Regions from separate parts of the Homo sapiens genome. Here region 2 is linked to region 1. The links are chromatin loops, found by intact Hi-C in ENCODE. Cell type or tissue: chondrocyte. All regions are shown on one strand.

What was found. A loop is a pair of places that touch in the nucleus more often than their neighbours do. Peaks named below come from ENCODE experiments on the same cell type or tissue, not always from the same donor. Only the 100,000 strongest peaks of a DNase experiment are listed, where the experiment ranks them.
Region 2: it touches region 1 in a loop (3-fold over the local background); 2 of 110 quality-filtered maps call a loop at or near these places.

The regions. Positions count from the first base shown.
Region 1 is chr1:222,633,559-222,636,058 of GRCh38, forward strand. The region is part of intron 6 of MIA3 (MIA SH3 domain ER export factor 3); the gene reads left to right. Among named protein-coding and RNA genes, the nearest start is that of MIA3, 17 kb to the left of the region's middle. In chondrocyte, CTCF peaks have their summits at 1,044 (motif pointing left) and 1,246; no DNase peak of the experiment used is centred here.
Region 2 is chr1:221,477,178-221,479,677 of GRCh38, forward strand. No RefSeq gene overlaps it. Among named protein-coding and RNA genes, the nearest start is that of LINC02817, 140 kb to the left of the region's middle. In chondrocyte, a CTCF peak has its summit at 1,048 (motif pointing right); no DNase peak of the experiment used is centred here.

The DNA.
Region 1 (2,500 bases):
GAAGAGAAGTATTTACCTGATGGTAGAACAATCTGTGGCATAAATTGGTTCATCGTGGAGGGAGAGTGATAGGAAAGGCCAGAAATTCGCTGAGATATGCTTTAAGCAGATTCGAAAGAGATGGGAGCTTGACTTGGAGTTGTCAAATAGAAGGGCTAGGGGAAGGATGTGGGCAGGGGGGCGGGCAGCATGCAGTCAGGCAGAAGAAATAACACATTCAGAGAAATGGAGGCATGAAGAAAAGGTTATTTGGGGAAGCCAGGGAAGCGTGGGTAGTTGGTGTTTTTTCTTTTTCTTTTTTTTTTAAATTGAGACAGGGTCTTGCTCTGTTGCCCAGGCAGGAGTGCATTGGCGTGATCTCAGCTCACTGCAACCTCTGCCTCCTGGGCTCAGGCGATCCTCCTGCTTCAGTCTCCTGAGTAGCTGGGATCACAAGTGTGCACCACCATGCCTGGCTATTTTTTGTAGAGGTGGGGTTTTGTGATGTTGCCCAGGTTGGTCTCGAACTCCTGAGCCCATGGGAGCTGCCCACCTTGGCCTCCCAAAGTGCTGGGATTACAGGCGTGAGCCACCATTCCCGGCCAGTTGGTGTTGTTAAAGTGTGGAGTTAAAATTAGCTGGGCAGGGTGGTGCACACCTGTAATCCCATCTACTTGGGAGGCTGAGGCAGGAGAATAGCTTGAGCCCGGGAGGCAGAGGTTGCAATTAGCTGAGATCGTGCCACTGCATTCCAGCCTGAGCGACAGAGCAAGACCCTGCCTCAGAAAAAATAAAAATAAAAAAGTATGGAGTTAGGAGGGAGAAGGTCTGTTGGAGGGACTCAGGGAAAGTCAGAAAGGAAATTGTACACCATAGTGAGTGGTCAGACCATTGTTGGCAGAGATCCTTGGAAGATTTTAAGCAGGAAAGGGATTGTCAGGTCTGTTTCTTAGAAAGAGTCACTTATGGCAGAATATTTATTCAGATCTTTCTAAAGGGAGCCATGCTCCAAATGAGACATTTAATGTCTAGAAGCTTATCTAGGCTTTTTAGGACTTAGCTCCCCCTTGTGGTACTCGGTGGAATTGGACTTTTTTTCTTGGTAAATTAGAGGACTAAGCAAGCTCTTGAAGTTGGAGGCCAGGTTGCCCTTAGGGCTACAGAGAAAGTATGCTTCTCACCAAAGCCATTTCCTTTAGGTTCTGTTATTTCAAGACTCGAATAGGAAAGAGCGTTCTTGTTGTTTTTCTGTTAAAATCCATGGGTTTCAAGCCAAGATGATTTTATTTCAAATCCCAAAGCTATCGATTAGAAGTTTAGGGCAAATTACTAAACTTTGAACCTCAACTTTCTCATCTGAAAAATTTAGATAATACATACTCCAATTGTTGGTAAGAATTAAATGACATGATAATGTAAAATGTCTGGTGTAGCAACTGGCATTTTGTAAGATCTCATCCCTCACCTAATTCTCATTTGGATGGTCAGAGGGCATATAAAGACATTGAATACCTGAGGGTTTCAGGAGAAAGACCACCAGGATGGAAAACAAGTAGGAAAACCAAACCATTTTTCAGTATTATTCATGTTTGTTCTGGTGATAGCCACCTGGGTGAAGGTGTGTATTATCTTTGCAGTTGGAATAATGAAGTTTTCAGGGATTAAGACAGTCTCAGAATTCAGAATTTGGTTTTCAGAGTGAAATTATCACTTGAAAAATTTAACAGCCCCAGTTGTAGAAGGAATTCTTTATTCATTGTATTTCTAGATACGCACAGAGCCCTCTTCTAGGCCTGGGTTGGGGCATATAGGAGTGGTGTAGGATACGATCTGTGATCAGGGGATAACAGGGAATGACAGACATGAATGGCAAGATATAAGGGCGCAGTGTTATAAGATGCCGACTTGAGAGGGATTGTCAAAAGAGCATTTTGATGGCTAAATATGTACCAGAAATTGTGCTAGGAATACAAGATTCCAAGAGGTATAAAGTGTAATTCTGACTTTTGAAAGTCTTCAAAAAAAGTTTACCAAATACATGTGAAAATTGGAGAAAGTGGAGAATATAGGAAATAGTTTATGCAAAGTATCAAGTAGTTCATATAGATAATTGTTTCATAGGGTTTTGGAGTAATGGGGTGCTGACTTTATTGGGAAAACTATACCAGAGGTCAGACTCGTAGATCAATAATTGATGAATAGTTAGTGGAATCTTAGGGTTGGAAGAGACCTTAGAAGCTACTAGTCCAACTTCTCAGTAGTCACAGCAATTCCCTGTACTCTAACCCTGCCATTTTGGGACCTGTGCGTCACCGGTTCCTAGTGTAAGCCGCCTACCTTGCAAGGCTATACATTCCTTTGTTGCCTATTTCATTCTTATACTGACTCCAAATTTTCCTCCAGATGATTTCCTCTATAGAATCTAGTTTTCTTTTTACATAGTAATCCTTTAAATATTTGAAGTTATACTTTAATTTATTTTAGCATTTTATCCTGGAAAATTTCAAATATACAAAAGCAG
Region 2 (2,500 bases), 1.2 Mb before region 1:
TGTGAATTGTTTCAGTCAGTGGGATATTAGCGTCCATGATGCAGCAGCCTTGAAAAGTATCTTCATGCTTCAACTTACACTCTTGAACTTCTGGCATTGCTATGGATAAAAATATGCCCAGAACGGACAGTTCATCCCAGGAGGAGGATAAAAGTCATGGGGAGTGGAGCTGTACCACCAGAGCTGAGGCCACCCCAAATCAGCAGCCCCCCAGTTGACCCCAGCCTGCTGCAGATGCATGAATGAGCCCAGCTGAGACCAACAGTACTGCAGAGCCAACCAGCACACTTGCAAGCTGCGTAAATGCATTTTTGTATGCTCCCGAGATTTTGTGGCTGTTTTATATGCAATGTTATTGTGGCCATAGTTACTTGAAATAACCAGTAAAATAAGATATGAATGGCTGACAAGGCTCAATATTTCCCTCCCCTGAAAGACATGGGAAGCCAATATTTTTATTTGTTTAATAAATATTTAGGTGAACTCCATGTGCCAGGTCCCCAATTGTAGTTAGTTTTCCGTTGTACAAGGGATTCTGCTTTAAAGAACTGTACTTAAAGCAGTATAGAATTATACTAGAGCCCCAATTCCCTTGACTTAAAGTTATTACACACAAAGCAAAACACAAACTGCTACATGTGCTGAGCTTATACAATGTCCCTCTTTTTAAATCTCTGTGCATCTCTCTGCCCGGTGGACTCTGGACATCACGTTGTTTCCCTAGTTTCTAGAGCTGGTCTACCTGAGCATCCTGGAAAATCCCTGTAATGTTAGGTAATGAAGTAGAATTTTACTGGGTGGAAAGCTATTTCCTTTCCCTTTCAGTAAAGTGTCTCGAACTCTACTCCCTAGTCTTTTCCACCTTCCTAGATAATTCCAAAGGAATTTGGTGTTACGTGATCCTCTGAAGGGTGGAGGCAAAGAAGGAAACTAATAAGGACTTCTTTTTATTGCATAGCTGTGCTTCCCTTAGAATGGGGATCACAGTGGGACTGCACAAGGCCATCGCTCCTGCTCTCTGAAGGCTGGGGCTGCAACTGCACAGAAGAGGGTGCTCTTGTGCAAAGCTGCAGCCAGCTTCCTGGGAGGAGGTGAAGTTTACTCGTTCCTTGCTGAGCGGATGATTCATTGCTCATGATATTTGGTAGATGTAGTCTGCATTAGTGCACACATATTCTGCAACAACAGATAAAAACCCCAAACGGCAAAAATGTCAGGAAACTCATTCGTATGGAGGGTGCACATCCATCATCCTCTGCTGTTCTGATACGACAGAGCCAACTTTTATCAGCATCCTTCCCTTTTACCCTACTGCCAGGGCCCTTTAAATGAAAATTATCAAGGAATAGGGACAAAAATAGTGCCATCCTTTTTAGAGTTTTCAAATTGCTTTCACCATTTGGAAAATAACTATATATCCATTAACTCGTTTGTCACACAAATATTTATTGAAGGACAGTTATTCTGCTTTTTCAATGCTTTTGGAGAAAGAATTGAAGCTCCTTCCTTACCAATCAGACCCAGATGACCTGATTTCTGCTTCCCTCTCCAATCTAATCTCATGCTAACTGCCTTCTCTCTGGCTCTTTTCAGCCTCAGGCTTTTGCTCTCATATTTCATTTTACTAGAATTTTTTTTCTGGTTCATATTAGGGCTTATTTGCTTTGTTTTTCTCATTCTCCAGAGCTCAGCATGAATGCCATATTCTCAGAGTGACTTTCCTTAAGTCTGTATGTTAGTCAGGGTTCTCCAGAGAAACAATCAATAGAAGATATTGATAAAGATATAGCTATAGGTATGTTATCTTGTGATTATGGAGACCAAGAAGTTCCAAGAGCTGCAACTGGCAAGCTGGAAACCCAGGAGAGCTGATGGTGTAATTCAACTCAGAGCCCCAGTCAGAAGACATTAAAGACTGACTTCCCAGCTGAAGACAGGCAGTCGAGAGAGAGAATTCTCCCTTACTCAGCCTTTTAGTTCTATTTATGCCTTCTATGTATCGGATGAGGCTTTACACAGTCTACTGATTCAAATGTTAATTTCATCCATATACACCCTTATAGACACACTCAGAGTCATGTTTAACCAAATATCCAGGCACCTTGTGATCCAGTCAAGTTGACACATAAAATTTACCCTCACAGCCTGCATCTATCAATATAGATGCCCTTCCCTAATTACTAATACCTAATCTTGTTTATCTTCTCCTGAGTGTTTATCACAATTTTTACATGCCTTGTTTACTTGTTTGTCACATATTTACTGTCTGTCTCTCCGAGAATGTGAGCTCTCTGAGGGCATGGACAGTTTGTTGTGTTTTTCACTCTGTCCCTTTAGCTCAGAAGAGTGCCAGGCTCTCGGTAAACACTCAATACGTATTTTTGAATGAAATAGTGCAAAAATTAAAATAATTGTATAATGAAATAAATATTGAAAGGCAAAATTAACAGAAAGTTATGAGGACATAGAAGAGCAAAAGCCTTATTCTTTCTGGAAGAGT